Regions from separate parts of the Homo sapiens genome. Here region 2 is linked to region 1. Evidence: chromatin loops called from intact Hi-C (ENCODE). Cell type or tissue: Calu3. All regions are shown on one strand. Links, peaks and the distances in the headings refer to the core of each region. The heading gives the core; the rest is flanking DNA.

Evidence for each region. A loop is a pair of places that touch in the nucleus more often than their neighbours do. Peaks named below come from ENCODE experiments on the same cell type or tissue, not always from the same donor. Only the 100,000 strongest peaks of a DNase experiment are listed, where the experiment ranks them.
Region 2: a loop joins it to region 1, with 4 times the contacts of the local background. A loop is called at or near these places in 1 of 110 quality-filtered maps.

What each region holds. Positions count from the first base shown.
Region 1 is chr12:42,754,372-42,762,117 of GRCh38, reverse strand. No RefSeq gene overlaps it. Among named protein-coding and RNA genes, the nearest start is that of LINC02450, 66 kb to the right of the region's middle. RefSeq lists an enhancer at 4,752-5,638. In Calu3, for the core only: no CTCF peak of the experiment used is centred there; a DNase peak (open chromatin) is centred at 4,937.
Region 2 is chr12:42,911,820-42,919,565 of GRCh38, reverse strand. No RefSeq gene overlaps it. Among named protein-coding and RNA genes, the nearest start is that of LINC02450, 220 kb to the right of the region's middle. In Calu3, for the core only: no CTCF peak of the experiment used is centred there; a DNase peak (open chromatin) is centred at 4,685.

The DNA.
Region 1 (7,746 bases), core at 1,846-6,845:
TGACTACTCCTAACCACAAGGAACGGAGGAATGTAGTCTAGTCGTATGTCCTGGTGCAAAGGGAAACAGGTTTATCTAACACCTGTCCAGTCTCTGCCACTGAACCCCAGACCCAAGTTCCAGCCCATCATGGTATCATGAATATCTTATCAAGTCACTCTGCACGGGTCAGTTTTGAGAAGGAAATGATGGCCATCACGGTATAAAGCAAGGCCTAGTGTTGTCAGGAATTATACAGTAATTGTAGCTGCAAGCACTTAAGCAGGCCCAGCTCTGATTGGCATCTTCTACCAGGTTCATGGTAGAGGTAAGTTGTTCAAGTTAAGTAACAGAACCCTAGTTTCCTTATCTGTTTATATGATCTTGAACACCCAGGATGACAAGAAAAACATTGAACTTAGAATGCAGAGGAAGTTTCATAATGAGTTCAAATCTTTAAAGAGAGACAGCTTCAGTTTTAGCAGTCAGGGATTCCTATCCCAACTTTGTCACTGTCAGCCCTAAGTTCCTTATATGAAAGTTGAATAATTATACCTAATTCACAGAATAATGATGAGTAGGTTGGATAATTACTACAAATTGCTGGCACATAGTAGTTACTCAAGAAATGTTATTCCTTCCCCCCTCCCCACCTAACAAGGGACACATTCAGCTAAATTCTAGTAGGCAAGGTTCATTGCTGGTGCTCCTCCACAGAAATTTTTAGCACCTCTACCACTTGACATGATCTATAGCAGAATCTGAAGCTTCCCTCTCTTCTCTTTTCCCAAGAAAATTTCTCTGGCCTTCTCATCTGAGTCATGCTTTGTTCTCTACTAACCAGGTTAATGTGTTTAGTAAATTTTGAACATTCTGGAGACATTGTTGTTGCCAAAATAATTGGGGGAAGAAAGTCAGAGATGCTAAACATCCTGCAATAGCCAGGAATTAGACACAAGAGAAAAATTACCCTGCCCATCGTATCAATAGTGCCTCCCACTGTAAGGAATTTAATGGTGAAAATTAAAAAAAAAAAAAAAAAAAGCTTTATAGTGGGGAAACGGAAAGAAGGACTCTTCTGAGACACCATACAATGGCCGTTCTTCTGCCCCTTAGTTTTTGACTCACGCATCTCCACTAAGGTGATTCTACAAGAGAGAAAGCCTCGCACTTTTCTCCTCCACCAAGTAGCTGGACTGCACTTCACCCCACCCCCACCCCAGGAGTACTGTGACCACTTTTTCTATGCATCTGACCTCATGATCCAAGTACACAAAATAAACTCTGTGGGAATCATCCCAAGGGTTAAAGCCATTTCTTTCCACTTAAAATGGTGATGACTGACCTGGGAAGCAATAATTAAGTCTGAGTATAGATAAACAATAGGCAAGCTTGCACAACCAAATTCCTCATTGCAATCAGGTCAAAGTTAAAACTAATGACAAGCTGTGTCAAAAATAATGACACATAAAAACCTCTCAGTCAAGTGTGTTTAGTTCACAGATAGTCACTTTTAAGCATAAAACAGGTCTCCTATTCATTTGGATGTCATGAAATGGCAAAGTTGATACTGCTTAATGTAGGAAACTATTAGCTGATGCATATTTAGATTTCTGTTTAAAAACCAGAGTGTTAAATATCTTCCCCTAAAGAGACTTTCAAGTTGATCAAAGATACAGGATTGTCCTAATTCTTTTCAAATGCAGACCATCTTTAAAAAGTTAGAGCAGGAAACGTGTCCACGATTAAATAAAGTTAGATCTCTTATGATGCTTGCAATTTAAGATTTTTATCTTTTTGATGGGACTAATCCCAAAGCATTTTATTACTGGGTGAAGTCCCTTTTTCCATAGCATGGGTTCTGAGTCCAAGACCCAACAGGTCACAATTTTGCCTTTTATAATACACTTATATATGATATATAATATAAAATATAATAATATTTATGGAATAAAACTGCTCCAAGGCTGAGCTGAAAAGCACAGAAGGTGCTCAAGTGCTGCACTCCGCCTGCAATCCTGTGCATTCACAGACACTGGGCATCAGGCCTTCTGGCCCCAAACCAAGGAAGTTGCTTAAGAAAGAGCTGGCCCATTCCTGGGGTCATTTAACCTTCACTCCTCAGACAGAGCTTGTTTAAGCATTTTGCTCCTCAGATCCAGATTTTGGTCCCTGGTTCCTGAGGGACCTTTAAACCCCTAGTTTCTTGTCTTACGACCCACAGAGGACCTCTCTGATTAGAATGGAACAAGCAGATGAAGCTGGACCTGAGCGTTTTTCCATGAGCCTGAAATCTCTGTTGACATCTCCTCTGCCTCTCAGCCAGGACATTTTGAATCAGCCAGAAACTATCTGATTTCTCCATTTGATGTGATTACCTGAACACAGTGTAGCAGGAGGCCTAGACAAGATGCACAGGGTTGTTGTGAACTAAAGCTCCTTATTCCTTGAGATTAAAAGATACATGGTAATTCTGCCGCCCGAGGCCAGAGGCATCGAGTTTCTCTCAGTACAGACTTCCCCCACATTGGAAAGGAACTGTCATTAAAAACATTATTAAAGATCTGTCTCCCACGGGGGGCCCAATGGCCCCTCAGTCAGAAACCAGTGCTTTGCTTTTCTGCTGCCCACTGGCTCTTTGTTTGGAATCTAGACACCATCCCAAGTTGGAGGAGACTGGCCATAGGCTCACTGGGTCCTTTCTCAGAATTCCCACCAAGATGCTGCCTAGTAAAGGGATTGCAAACACCAGTCTTTTCCTCTATGCCAACGACTTAATTATAAGGAGCAGTCTCAAACCTTGCCGCCTTGTATCTCACAACCATCTGTGAGAACCACATCATTGCCTCTATTTTGCAGATGAGAAAACTGTGGTCTAGCTTCCATAAGTGACGAAGGGTCAAAGGAAGAGAAGTATCCAAACAAAGAGTGCAACCCAAATTATCTGGCTCCAAGACCAATGCTCCTGGCCATGCCCCTGCCCTGCAGCTGGCTTCTCAAAGCCTCCCTTCCTGGCAGCAACAGAGAGCGCCTGGCCATGCCTTCGTTCTTGTTTACTGGAGAGTTGACGGCAAGAAATCAGCAAGTATTAACCTGCAACTAACATAGGTCTCATCAGCTTTGTACATGAGTTTTTTTAATCGGACAAATCTAAATAAGACACTCATGTGGGTATTTATTGTAATTCAGCCTCCAGACCACAACTGGAGAGCATGTTGCTGCTGGTTCTTAGCAGGTCAATTAGTGGGTGGATGCTGGCATCCTCCAGGAACCATATCCTGCTTTACAATATTTAGCCTGCTCATATGCCTGTAAATTATAGGAATTGAAATACAACATATTATATACCCAGGTCCACACAACCAAAGGGAACCACCCTAATTATATTCAGTTAAAAATGGCCCAGCTCAGTCCTGAATTGTTTAGGTAATTAAGGGCAAGCCAAAGCTATTTGTCTGAATTACCCAGTAGCACGTGATTTTCTGTGCTCTCTGGACAAGTCTTGTAAACTCAAGTCATGCTTTTGTGTACTTCATATACTTTTATCATTACAGGTTGATGTGATATACTCTTATCTTTACAGGTTGTGTACTTCATATATGTTTATCATTACAGGTTGATGTGAATTTTCATATTTTATAGGCTCAGTTATTCCTGTGGGTATTTCCAATCTTAAATTAAGTGCTTATTTCACAAACCACAATTTCAACCATTCCAAGATCCATCGCTAAAGTGGTTTATACTTTAAACAACTTGAAAACATATAAAGTTGTCAATTCACTCTTCTGCCTAGGATACTAACTTCACACCCAACCAGCAGCATGTGCAGACCATGTCAGAGAAGCATGAGACAGAGAGGGGCTCCTCCACTGTGGAGGGAGGAGACCCTGATAGTTATTTTAGGGGACTTTGTCATTCATTTCATTTCGTTACTCTTGCCATCAAGTTGCAATTTCCTCTTTTTCTGCAACTAAATCATTCTGAATATGTTAACCCTAGGACACTATACCTTTTACATCCAACAGAGGGGAGAAATATAATAAAGTAAAAGTGAGCAGACCTGCCCTTCCCTTCTATATGCAGGCAACAATGGGATATATTGGATATTACTCTCCGATTCTTTTTAGCGTAAAGTTTTCCTGCATCAAATCACTTTTCCTCCTGCTGCCTGCAGCTGAACAGACAGCTGGAAGTCAGCTGCGTAGCGTCTAGCGTAATTGGTTTTTAAATGTGTCACTGTTAATTGTGTGACATTGTCTCTCATTCTGTTTTGTGAATGGACTGTGCTGGATGCTAGAGCTAGGCAGACAGCTCAGCAATTTGCCACTGTGGCTTTTCTAGACAAGCAAACTTTTCCTCTCTTATCCCTGCAATCAAGGGTAGAAAACCAGTGGAGGAGCTGGGAAAAATCCTAATTCTTGAAGATGTCCCAGAGCTGAGGCTCTTACTCAGGTACCGTTGTCCCAAACCATCAGAGCTCTCTCCAAAACTGACGTCCAGTGTCATCCTCGTTCATGGTTGTGGTCACCCACATGAATTCTTTCTATTGCCCCTCCCAGAAAAGGTCTTCACGTTTATGATTGTATAGCCCAGTCATTAGAAATGTCTGAGAGAGAATTCCACTCTCAGGTTGCATCGTGTGGTTATGAACTTCGTTTGATCACTGCTCCATCAATTTGACATTAACTGCTGCAATTTACAACCACTCCAGCTTTCTACCTATTACTGTACCTTCTGCAAGTGAAAAAAAGAAAAAAGGGGGTAGGGGAGACCTCTGCTGCCCAGGGGAAGTTTAAAAGAATGTGATGGCTTGTTAAAACCTGACAGGGGATCACTGGGGGAAGGGGATCACTGAAGACAACAAACCAAGCCTGGTAATGAATAATGTCTTGCTCCCCGCTGTGAACACCAGTGACCTGACCTGTCCAGCAAGGCAGAGGAGTGAATAATTCACCGTGCGAGTCATAGGCCTCCTGGTAGGCCACAACATTGCTTTGTCTTACAAATATGTTCTCCCACAGAATCAGACCTGACAGGCTGGTTCGTTCAAGAAATGTTTAAACAAAAGCCTTGTGTGAGGGAAAGAGCACTTTGTGATTTTGGCCCAGGGCTCCCAGCGCTGAAGTTTCTGGTGAGCACTTAGCTGGTTAATAAATCCACAAGCATCAAAGCAAAGGTAATCAAAAATGGAACTGGTCAGAAGATGCGGAGGCCCTGCTCCTGTCTGATGAAAGTGTGATGAAGTCAGACAAAAATCCATTTTCACCACATATGCAAATTGAAGTCACATTCATTGTCTGACTTGAACCCACAAAGTGAAGAAAGTATAATGCAGCTGGGAATTCCAGGTGACCACTTGACCTTGACTCTTGCAATTTAATTTAAAAGAGAAAAAATAAGTATATTTCTCTTTGAATGAAGAACCAGAAAGATGTCAAGACTTTTTGGTTGAATTTACTCTTTATGGTGGCTTCAAAGTAGACTGCAGAGGTTTCTGCGAGTTTTTGGAGGCCAGGGCAATTGGTTAGGTCCCTTGGTTTGTGGAAGAAGGGGTCTTAGTGTTACACCAAAGAATAAGATATTCTGAGTCCTTGGCCCCTCTTCTTCCTGGATGGGGATCAGGCAGACATGATGAGACAAATGAAATGGGAAAAAGTGGGAGCCAGCCTCAAGGAAGAACACTTTACTTCTTCATGATGCTTCCCTTTCTGCTGATCTGAGAAAGTGAGGTTCACAGAGAACTGGTAGAATACAGAGAGATTGCCCCCAGAAGGCTTCTGATATCCCCTTCCTAGATATCAATGTGTATATAACTCAGTTGACTATAAGAACAGGACTAGGGAACATTATGTTTGAGCAAAGTTTTACTCTGAATTAATGCTTGACCTAAATTGCTAATGAAATTGCTCACTGGTACGTATTGTAAACTACAAACTGAGCTAAACCAGCCTTGAAACACACTCCACAGGCAAGGCTCCATAACTTAGAGCGGAGACTCAGACCGACCTCATGGTAAAGGGTTCTAAAAGCCCTAAGACAAAAATAGAGTGTGCTTGGCATGAACAGTCACCTCTCCCGACATCCCTAAATAAGTTCCATTATGGAAATGTCGTGAATTAGCCACGGGACACCTTCCTGCTGTTGGGAGTATAAGAGTTAGTCTTCGCCACTTCATTGCCAACCTTTGGCACTGCTAGTCTTTTTAGTTCTGATGCGTAGTGGTTTGTCACTGTGATTTTAATTCATATTTCCATGGTAAGTTAGGGCAACCATAAAATGTATCCTTTAAACAGAAAATGAAAGGTGTGCTTTTAATAACTGAGCAACTAACGTAATCTGGGGCTAATATAGGCAAACTGGGATATATGATCTCCCTACTGCTGACTAATGAGGTTAAGCACTTTTTTATATGTTTGTTGGCTATTTGGGTATCCTCTTTGAGAATTTATCTATTGAGTTGTCTTTTTATTATTTTATTTTTCCATAAGTTATTGGGGTACACAAGAGTAACTTCTTTAGTGGGGATTTGTGAGATCCTGGTGCACCCATCACCCGAGCAGTATACACTGCACCATATTTGTAGTCTTCTATCCCTCTCTCCTTTCCCACTCTTCTCCTCAAGTCCTCAAAGTCCATTGTATCATTCTTATACCTTTGTGTCCTCATAGCTTAGCTCCCACGTGTTGGTGAGAACATACGATGTTTGGTTTTCGAGTTGTCTTTTTCTTACTGATAATACCGATAATAGGAGTTCTTTACATCTTCCTATTATATACATATATATATATATATTTCACATAAACTCATATATGTTTCATAAAGATATTTAGTCATAAAATACCAGTCATCTGTTTTATATATTGGGGTTTAGCATACTATATTGCTAAAATACTTGAAAATCAGTGCTCTAGAATGCTAGTTAAAATGTGCTCTACTTTGCATCTAGAACACATGGTGAACCTATCAGGCCATGGTGTGACATATTAAGACTTTTACTCAGAGTCTATTTTTCTCATTGAAAGAATTTCTAATATTTGATTGCCTCTTTATTGTTACACTTTGCTTTGTTTGGAATTAAAACATTACAGATAGAATTGAAAATTCCAGCATGTCATTTCCCAATCCTATTCTATTCCTTCCCCACCAGAGAAAACCTCTTTAAAGAATTCTGTTTATCATTTTCATACAGCTTTTATAATACTACAACATATATGTATCTATAGTTACATACAGTAATGTTTAACAATATATAAATAACATACATATCATATGCGGTATATACAATAACTATTCTGTACCTTTTTGCTAAAGTCTGTTTTTTGAGATTTATTCATATTGATACATGTGGCTCTAATTATTTTTAAACTGGTGGGTTAGTAATCACCACTGTATGAATATATCATAATTCATTTGTTCTCCTGTTGATAGATATTGAGGTCATTAACCTCCTCTGTTTAAAAAATGCAGACTTTAATGAGACTTCTTTAAACAAAACTACTTATTAACAAGTGTTAGGCTTTTCTAAGAGATATATCTAGAAGTGGAATAGCTGCTTCATAGAAAATAAGCACTCCAATAGAAAATTACAAGATGTTGCAGAAAGTACTCTTCAAAATGTTCTCCCTAATGTTGTATGTTCTTCTCAACATTGTATGAGAGTTACAACTGCTCTACAGCCCCAATAGTACTTGGTGTTTAGTTTTGCCAATGTGATGGACGTGAAATCGTATTCCATTTTCATTTTGTGTTTCCCTAATTACTAGTTTG
Region 2 (7,746 bases), core at 1,864-6,863, 160 kb before region 1:
CACTAAAGCAAGTTGGCTTTCCTAGCATGTCCGAGAAGTCAAGAGAAGAAAATCTGTAGTCTTAGCTATGAAGCGCTGTGAGCAAGAATCACCGGAGTGCTACTTTTAAAAAACATAACCTGTTCCACCAATGTGATTACAGATGGTCTGAGAACATCTCAGATTTACCCAGATTCAAGGCAGTAGACCTTCCAAAACAGGCAAAGCCTTCTAAATCAATTCAGGGAATAAAGCCAGACATGCATACTCCCTAAGAAAAAATACTTACATACAAGCATCTTTTCTAACTAAAAAGAATATTCATCAATTGATTTGAATATGAAAATAGGTTTTTAATAAAAATTTACTCTAAGAATAAGGCAAATTTGTGTGGTTTCCTTCAAGGGTCAAATTCTTACCATCCATAGAGAGGTAATGGTGGTCATGTTGCTTAAAATTTTGTGAGTATAAAATGATGGGTAAATCCTGAATGATACAAATAGTGCTTTATTAACACACAAGTGACATAGTTGAACTGCTATAAAATAGTCTCTTCTTTAACCAGCAGAAAGGAAATTGGTTTATATAATAGCAATTATATAATTAGAAGGAACTACAATCATGTTTGACTATTTTGCCTCCATAACTATTCTATGATAGAAACAAAATACTATTTATGTTATCCTCTCATTGAAGCCAATAAAAATTATAAGGCAGCTGATTTTATTTAAAGATGTCTATATATTACAGATTCCTTTTAGATTTAGCTACCACAAAAAATAACTTGGCTACAAATATGGATGGCTGGATAATTTAATAGCATACTATCTCAGCCAAATCAAATCAAAACATAGTGAACTTCTATCTTCTACCCAAGTGATTTTTCTTTAACTGTTTTTCTCCAAGCGTTCTTGAAATGTTCTGACTCGCTGGTTGTCTGACTTCTCATTAGTAACTGCAGACATCCAGAATGACACTGTGCAGAGCATTTAAGAGTCAGTCTTGCAGATAAGTGTAAGACTCAGCCGGATAATGAACCAAAGCACAGCTGGTTAGGAGCACCAGATGACAGAGCTCTGGGTGGGGGGAAGGAGGGTGAAAAAAGAAAAAAAGAAGTTGCTTATTTATCAGTCTATGCTCATCTAGACTAGCTGAAGTAATTTCCCAGTTGCCAAGAGCATAGGAAAAAGCATTATTTGACAAGGAGGCCTCTTTCTGCTAACGTACAAGCAGGCCCACGCACAAGGGCAACTCTCAAGTATACAGTTCTAACACTTCTGTTGGGTCAAGGTTGACTGAGACTCTTGGTTGGACAGTTTTCTGATACGTATCAAGCATTAAGATGAAAAAAGCTCCACAGGATATTCCACCTGGAAGTCTGCTTTTCAGATAGACAAATCATGGATGAAAATAAGTGAAACATAAAAAATAAATGACTAGTTCGGAGGAAAAAAGTAATAATATTGCTAAACACAAGGGAAGAGAAATCCATGGGCCACTTCGGTGGAATTTTGAAGTTCCTGAATAGGGTACATGTTTTCTTTTTTGTTTGTTTTCCTTAAGAGGTCCTTAAAATATCTAGCTCAAATTTATGATATCTTTTGATCAATTTCCTCTTTGTTTACAGCACATTGTTTTCCTAGGTTTTACTTTCTTCTGTATCTTCACAAAGTTAAGCCTCTTTTTAAATTTTGTATAGTTTATAATAAGAATATAAGTTGCCTGAGGACATGAAACAAATACATTACCTTTGTATCATCCAAGATGGCTTACATAGTGCTGCGTGTTTAATTGGCTATTTCCTATATCCACATGTCTCATTCCCAGGAAATAATGAAGTACCTTACCTTAAAAAAATACTTTATATGTTATCACTCCAAGATAATATTCATACATTAGTATTTTTAATTCAAAGGAGTGAGTAAAGGAAAATGTATAGTTCAAAGGCTGGTTGAGGACAGGAGTCAAGCATGAAGATATTCTGGAGCATAGAGCATTGGGGTAAACCTTCCATTCCAGAAGAGAGGTTTTTGCTACCTCCATGGCACCTAATGTTAGACCTGGCTCTGTCTCTGGTGTAGGGACAGCAAGATGGTGTATTTTATTTAGGTCATATGCTTGCCAGTTCTTTTTTAATTGCATAATGTCATTTCATACCAAATGATACAATAGAAAGTCTGAAAACCATAATTCTAAATAATGTTTAGTCAATATGAGTCAAGATACATTAAAATAGAAGTCATTTCTCAATAATAAAAAGGAACACTCAGAAAAGGAATCCTGTTTTCTCTCTAAATAAAAGCATTTTCAAATTAATCTGAGTTTATACATTATTCTCTCCCAGCGAAACAATATTAGATTGATGATATATTGAGACTTTTCTTCCTCCAGGGTAACAATCATTTGAGGAGGTAAAATAACTGTTTTTGTTAATGGGACACTGTTGTGTATGATTCTATATTTAATTTCACATTGTTGCTCTCTTCTAAATGTTAGGTGGTTTTGAACATAAAAAGACATTGTAATGCTAAATAGTTGGCAAGTGTATATTGCTTCCTCAATAATATTAGCTTCTTGTTCTTGATGCATTATATTTGCTTGAATTATTTTAAAATACTATGTAACTGATCATAATGTCTTTTTCCCCTTTTCCTTTTCCTAAAGACTGATGTATCTGGCTATATCTAGTGTAGACCATAGCTAGATATTTTGTAGTCAAGTTTAAGTTAACACCAACTTATGATATTTGGTGACAAAAACAAAAAACGGACTTTCAAAAGCCACTGAGGTTCCCCAGAATTTTATTTCTACGCCATGAAGTATTTATTAGCACCAAGGAGAAACCAGAAAAACTAGCACTTTTGCTATAACTTCCTTTCCTTATTCCTGGCTCATTTCTGATAAAAGTGTTAGAAGCAGAGAAATGACAAAAATAAAAGACTAGAAGACATGAGGAAGAAACAGCTAACAGCTAACATGGATAATTTACAACCAGTTCCTGACTCAACTCAGGAAAGCTATGTCAAAGAGGTAAGCTTATTGGAGTCTTAATAGTCTTTACAGTCTCCGTTTTTAAATGTTACCTAGCACAGGAAAAAAAAAAGTTCACCGATTGTTTAATTAATGACTCCATGATCTGTTAATCTATAATTTATCTCTTACAATTTTTCTTTTATCAAAAGTCTCTTTCCCAACACTGGATTTTTTTCAGTGTGTCTCCTATTTATAGCTTATTCCTTCTCCTTCACAAATTAATTATTATCTAGCCATGGGGCCCTCTTGTCTATTCACTCAATGCTTTCTCTAGGAGCTTTGGACACTATCCACAGTGTTAGTTACCTGTATACAGATGACTCACAAATTCATGTCTCTAGCCCAGACGTCTCCCTGAGTTCTAGCCATACATCTAATAGTTTACACTTGACCTCTCCAATTGGACATATAAAGAATCCATAATCTTAATGATCCCACCTCACCCCAACCAAATATGGTTTTCTTCCAGTGTTCCCTATCTCAGTAAGTGACACTACCACCTACACATTATCCTTGGCAACTTCTACACTTTCCCCTTATCTTGAAACCACTCTCTTTTCACTCTTCTCTGGTATCACCAACTTCAAGATGCCATCATCTCTCACCCCTAGTATTATTTTGCCCTTACTATATCCACTGACATACTAATAAAAGTAAAGATAAAATGGGGCTATGCCCTACAAGTTCAAGGCCATTGCAATTACTCAATACCCCAGGACACCAGGGTAAGGAAACATTTTCGATTTGTATAGCTCCCAACGATTTACACCTATACCTTAGACCAACATACACAAACATATACACATACACATGCTATTCACACCACAGCGTAGTTGCTGCCTATAGCAAGTTCAGTATTCTTTACTATTTATCTTTCTGCTCTTCCCATCCATCTAGCCTTGCAAACTTCCCAGTACAAATTTTAATTGCAAGGCCAAGATCTACAGCTCTCTTATCTTAATGGGATATTTATTCAGCACTTGCTCAAGGTGAATGCCGATGACTGCCAAAGTCAAGACCTGAATAGATTTAGTCATAGATAGTGAGGTATAGATTTCACACTTTATTTTTACCACCTCTTCAGAACAGGCCTAAAACAATGACATTCATCAGGTTAATTTATATGTTGCAGTATTTTAGAAGACAATCTGGTGTGATGGATTTATGGGCTGTGAAAAACCAGGGTCTAAGCCCAGATCCCCCACATTACCCACTTACTAGCTGGGTAATGTCAGGCAAACTACTTAACCTAAGAGGACTGTTGGGAGTTTTGAATCTGAAAATATAGAATGGCAACAAGGATGGTGCTGTGATTTCAGACTTCAGAGGATTGGCTTTGGAGTCAGAAAAACCTGACTTTAAGGTTAAGTCTATCACTTACAAGACCTTAGGACAATTTCTTAACCTTCCCTGGACCCCAATTTCCTCATGTGTAAAATGGAGATAATTCTACATATCCCACAGGGTTGTATTAAAGATCAAATTAATTCAGGGACAAGTGTTTGGCACAGCAACTGGCAGTAGGTGGGACACAGTGGCACTCGTGATGGGGAAAAGAAACTAGGAGAAAATGAGATGCATGCCATGCAGGTCCTTGGCCAGGGAAAGGGGAAAGGGATGTCGAGTGAGCTGTTGCCAGCCGAATCGAAGAGCAGAGAGAGAAGAGAATAAGAAAACCAGGAAACAGAGTGACCTGCAGCCAGAAATCGATCACCAGTCAGTGAAAAGTGAGAAGAGATAATGAAAAAAGCACCCAAAGTAAAGGAAATGAGAGACCACACAGTCCCAAAGAGAGAATATTGGAGATGAGGACTTCCTGATGATTTTCAATTCCTGTGGAGCCGCCTATAATTCATTAGTGTGTGATTTCTCTGCATTATAACAACAAAAATTTTTTTTCAGGTAACTTTATAGTGAAAAACCTAACAAACCCTACCTCAGCCAGGTGACCAACGTCAACATCAACAGTGATAAGTCGTGTTTATAGTAGGTAGGTAACTTGGATATGATGTGATGACAGTGGTACTTTACCTCTGTGGTCCTCCTCCCAAAAACATAGAACCCCAGGCCAATTATAAGGAAAACATCAGACAAACCTCAACTGAGGGACATTCCACAAAACATTTGACCAGTACTCCTCAACACTTTCAAGGTCATCAAAAACAAGGAAAATCTGAGACACTATCACAACAAGAGAGGCCCAAGAAGACATGATGACTAAGTTCAACGTGGTATCTTTGGCTAGGATCCTGGATGGAAAAAGGACATTAGATAAAAACCAAGGAAATCTGATCAGACTATGGACCTTAAGAATGTATGAATATTAGTTTATTAATTATAAAAATAAGCTATAGTAATTTAATAAGTTAACAATGGCCAACACTGGGTGTTGGGTATATGGGTGCTCTCTGTACTATCTTTACAATGTTTCTCAAAATCTAAAACTGTTCTAAAATAAAAATATTCAAAAAAATTTTTTTCTTTGAACAAGACTTAGATAAGATCTGACCATACAACCAAGCAATCCCTGGCTAGACCAGGTTGAAGCCTGGCTCTGGCACTGACTGGCTGTGTGACCTTAAGCAGGTTACTTATAATCTTAGAGCTTCTTGACTCATCTGTAACATGGAGAGAATACGTAGTAAGATTTGCCAAAAGGATTGAATGGCTCAGTGCATGGACAGAATAAGCACTCATTCAGAATAATAACTGTTACCATTTTTACTACTATTATTATTTAAAGGCTGATTGCCTAGTACATGGCAATACTCAACAAATATTATTTCCTTTGTCCATTCCTCCTGAGTATTGGTTCTTTATGACACATACATACACTATCTAGAATATCAATAGATTTCAAGTGTCTGTGCAAACTCTATTAAAACAAGCACAGTATATATTCTACTACACAAAATGTCACCCTACACTAGAATCATGTGCCTATTCAAAGCGTCTACTGTGGAGAGGTATTCACTACATTCTGCCAGGCATTTATCCAGGGTGCACAGGCTGACAGTTTGTCATAGGCTGCCTTAGTCTCTTTAATCTTTTTCAAACCCTAGGTTGAGCTGGCCTCAGTCTTGTCTACTTACAAAATTTGCTAGTATTTCCATGTGTTCAAAACCTCTACTCCCCCACTAAACAAGGAGGATCTCTTTAAAAAGGGAGGGGGTGGTAAATGCACTATTAAGCCTATACATGAAATTCTAAAAAAAACAGAATTTTTTTTTTTTTTTGAGACATAGTCTTGCTCTGTCACCCAGGCTGGAGTGCAGTGGTACAATCTTGGCTCACTGCAACTTCTGCCTCCCGGGTTCAAGCGATTCACCTGCCTCAGCCTCCCAAGTAGCTAAGATTACAGATGCCCGCCACCACACCTGGCTAATTTTTGTATTTTTAGTAGAGACAGGGTTTCACCATGTTGGCCAGGCTGGTCTCGAACTCTTGACCTCAGGTGATCCACCTGCCTAGGCCTCCCAAAGTGCTGGGATTAACAGGCATGAACCACTGAGCTCAGCTAAAATATAGCATCTTTTGATAATTTTTTTAAAAAGCCAACTTTCTAAAACAAATCAGGAATGTGACCTCTGTGTTATTCAGGATGGTATAAGCAAAGAAAAGGAGAAAACTGATATTTCATAGTCATTGTACTGTTTTCACAAGAAAAGATACTTTCTTAAAAACACAAATATACTCATTTTTGGTAATATATATTAATCATGTCATACAAAATATACATGAACAAAAAAGAAAAATATTTCTAAGTTTGAAAAGTACATGTCCCCCATCTTAACTCTGATGTTTAAAAAATTCTCTACATTCCTTTGGTTTATTTTATGTCAATAGACAATGTTTTTCAGGCTTTGTCCCAGCTCTGGCCCTATCCATTCAAATGTGATGCCATTTCATTTCACTGCATCAACATATGGAGCACATGGAATACGTCCTTGGCACAGTGCTAGGCCTTCTGAGGACACAAAGGAGGAATGTCACAATCACTGTCCTCAGGTGACTTACTCTAGAGCAGAGGAAATGAAACATGAACATTATTATGTGCTTGGCTAGAATATAAGAGCTATAAAAGACACTTAATCAAAGTGCCATGAGATTGCTGAAGAGAGAGATGTTAATTCCAACCAGAGGGATCAAGAAACTCATGAGCAAGGGTTGGTCCTAAAAAATTGGTAGTATTTTGACAGCCAAAGAAACACAGGAAGGGGAGGGACCCAAGAAGTGGAAGGACATTCATAGAAGCCAGAAAGTGGAGTTCATAATCTAGCTTAGTCTTAACTGTTCCACATCAACAGCATTTTGTTGCTTCTTAAGGATAATATCTCAATTTTGTAAAGTTCACCAGATGTGATTTTTTCTTTCTGTTTTGTTTTGTTTTTGAGACAGGGTCTGGCTCTCTCACCCTGGCTGGGGTACAGTGGTGCAATGGCTCAGTCTTGGCTCACTGCAGCCTCCACCTTCCAGGCTCAAACGATCCTCCCACATTAGCCTCCAGAGTAGCTGGGGCTACAGGCACACGCCACCATGCTCAGTTAATTTTTGTATTTTTTATAGAGACTGGGGTTCTCTATAGAGAACTGGTCCCGAACTCCTGAGCTCAAGTGATCTGCCCACCTCAGCCTCCCAAAACTGCTGGAGTGCTGGGATTACAGGCGTGAGCCACCATACCCGGTTCTTTTTTTTTTTTTTTTTTTTTTGGATTCTTTCCTATCTATCAGAGTA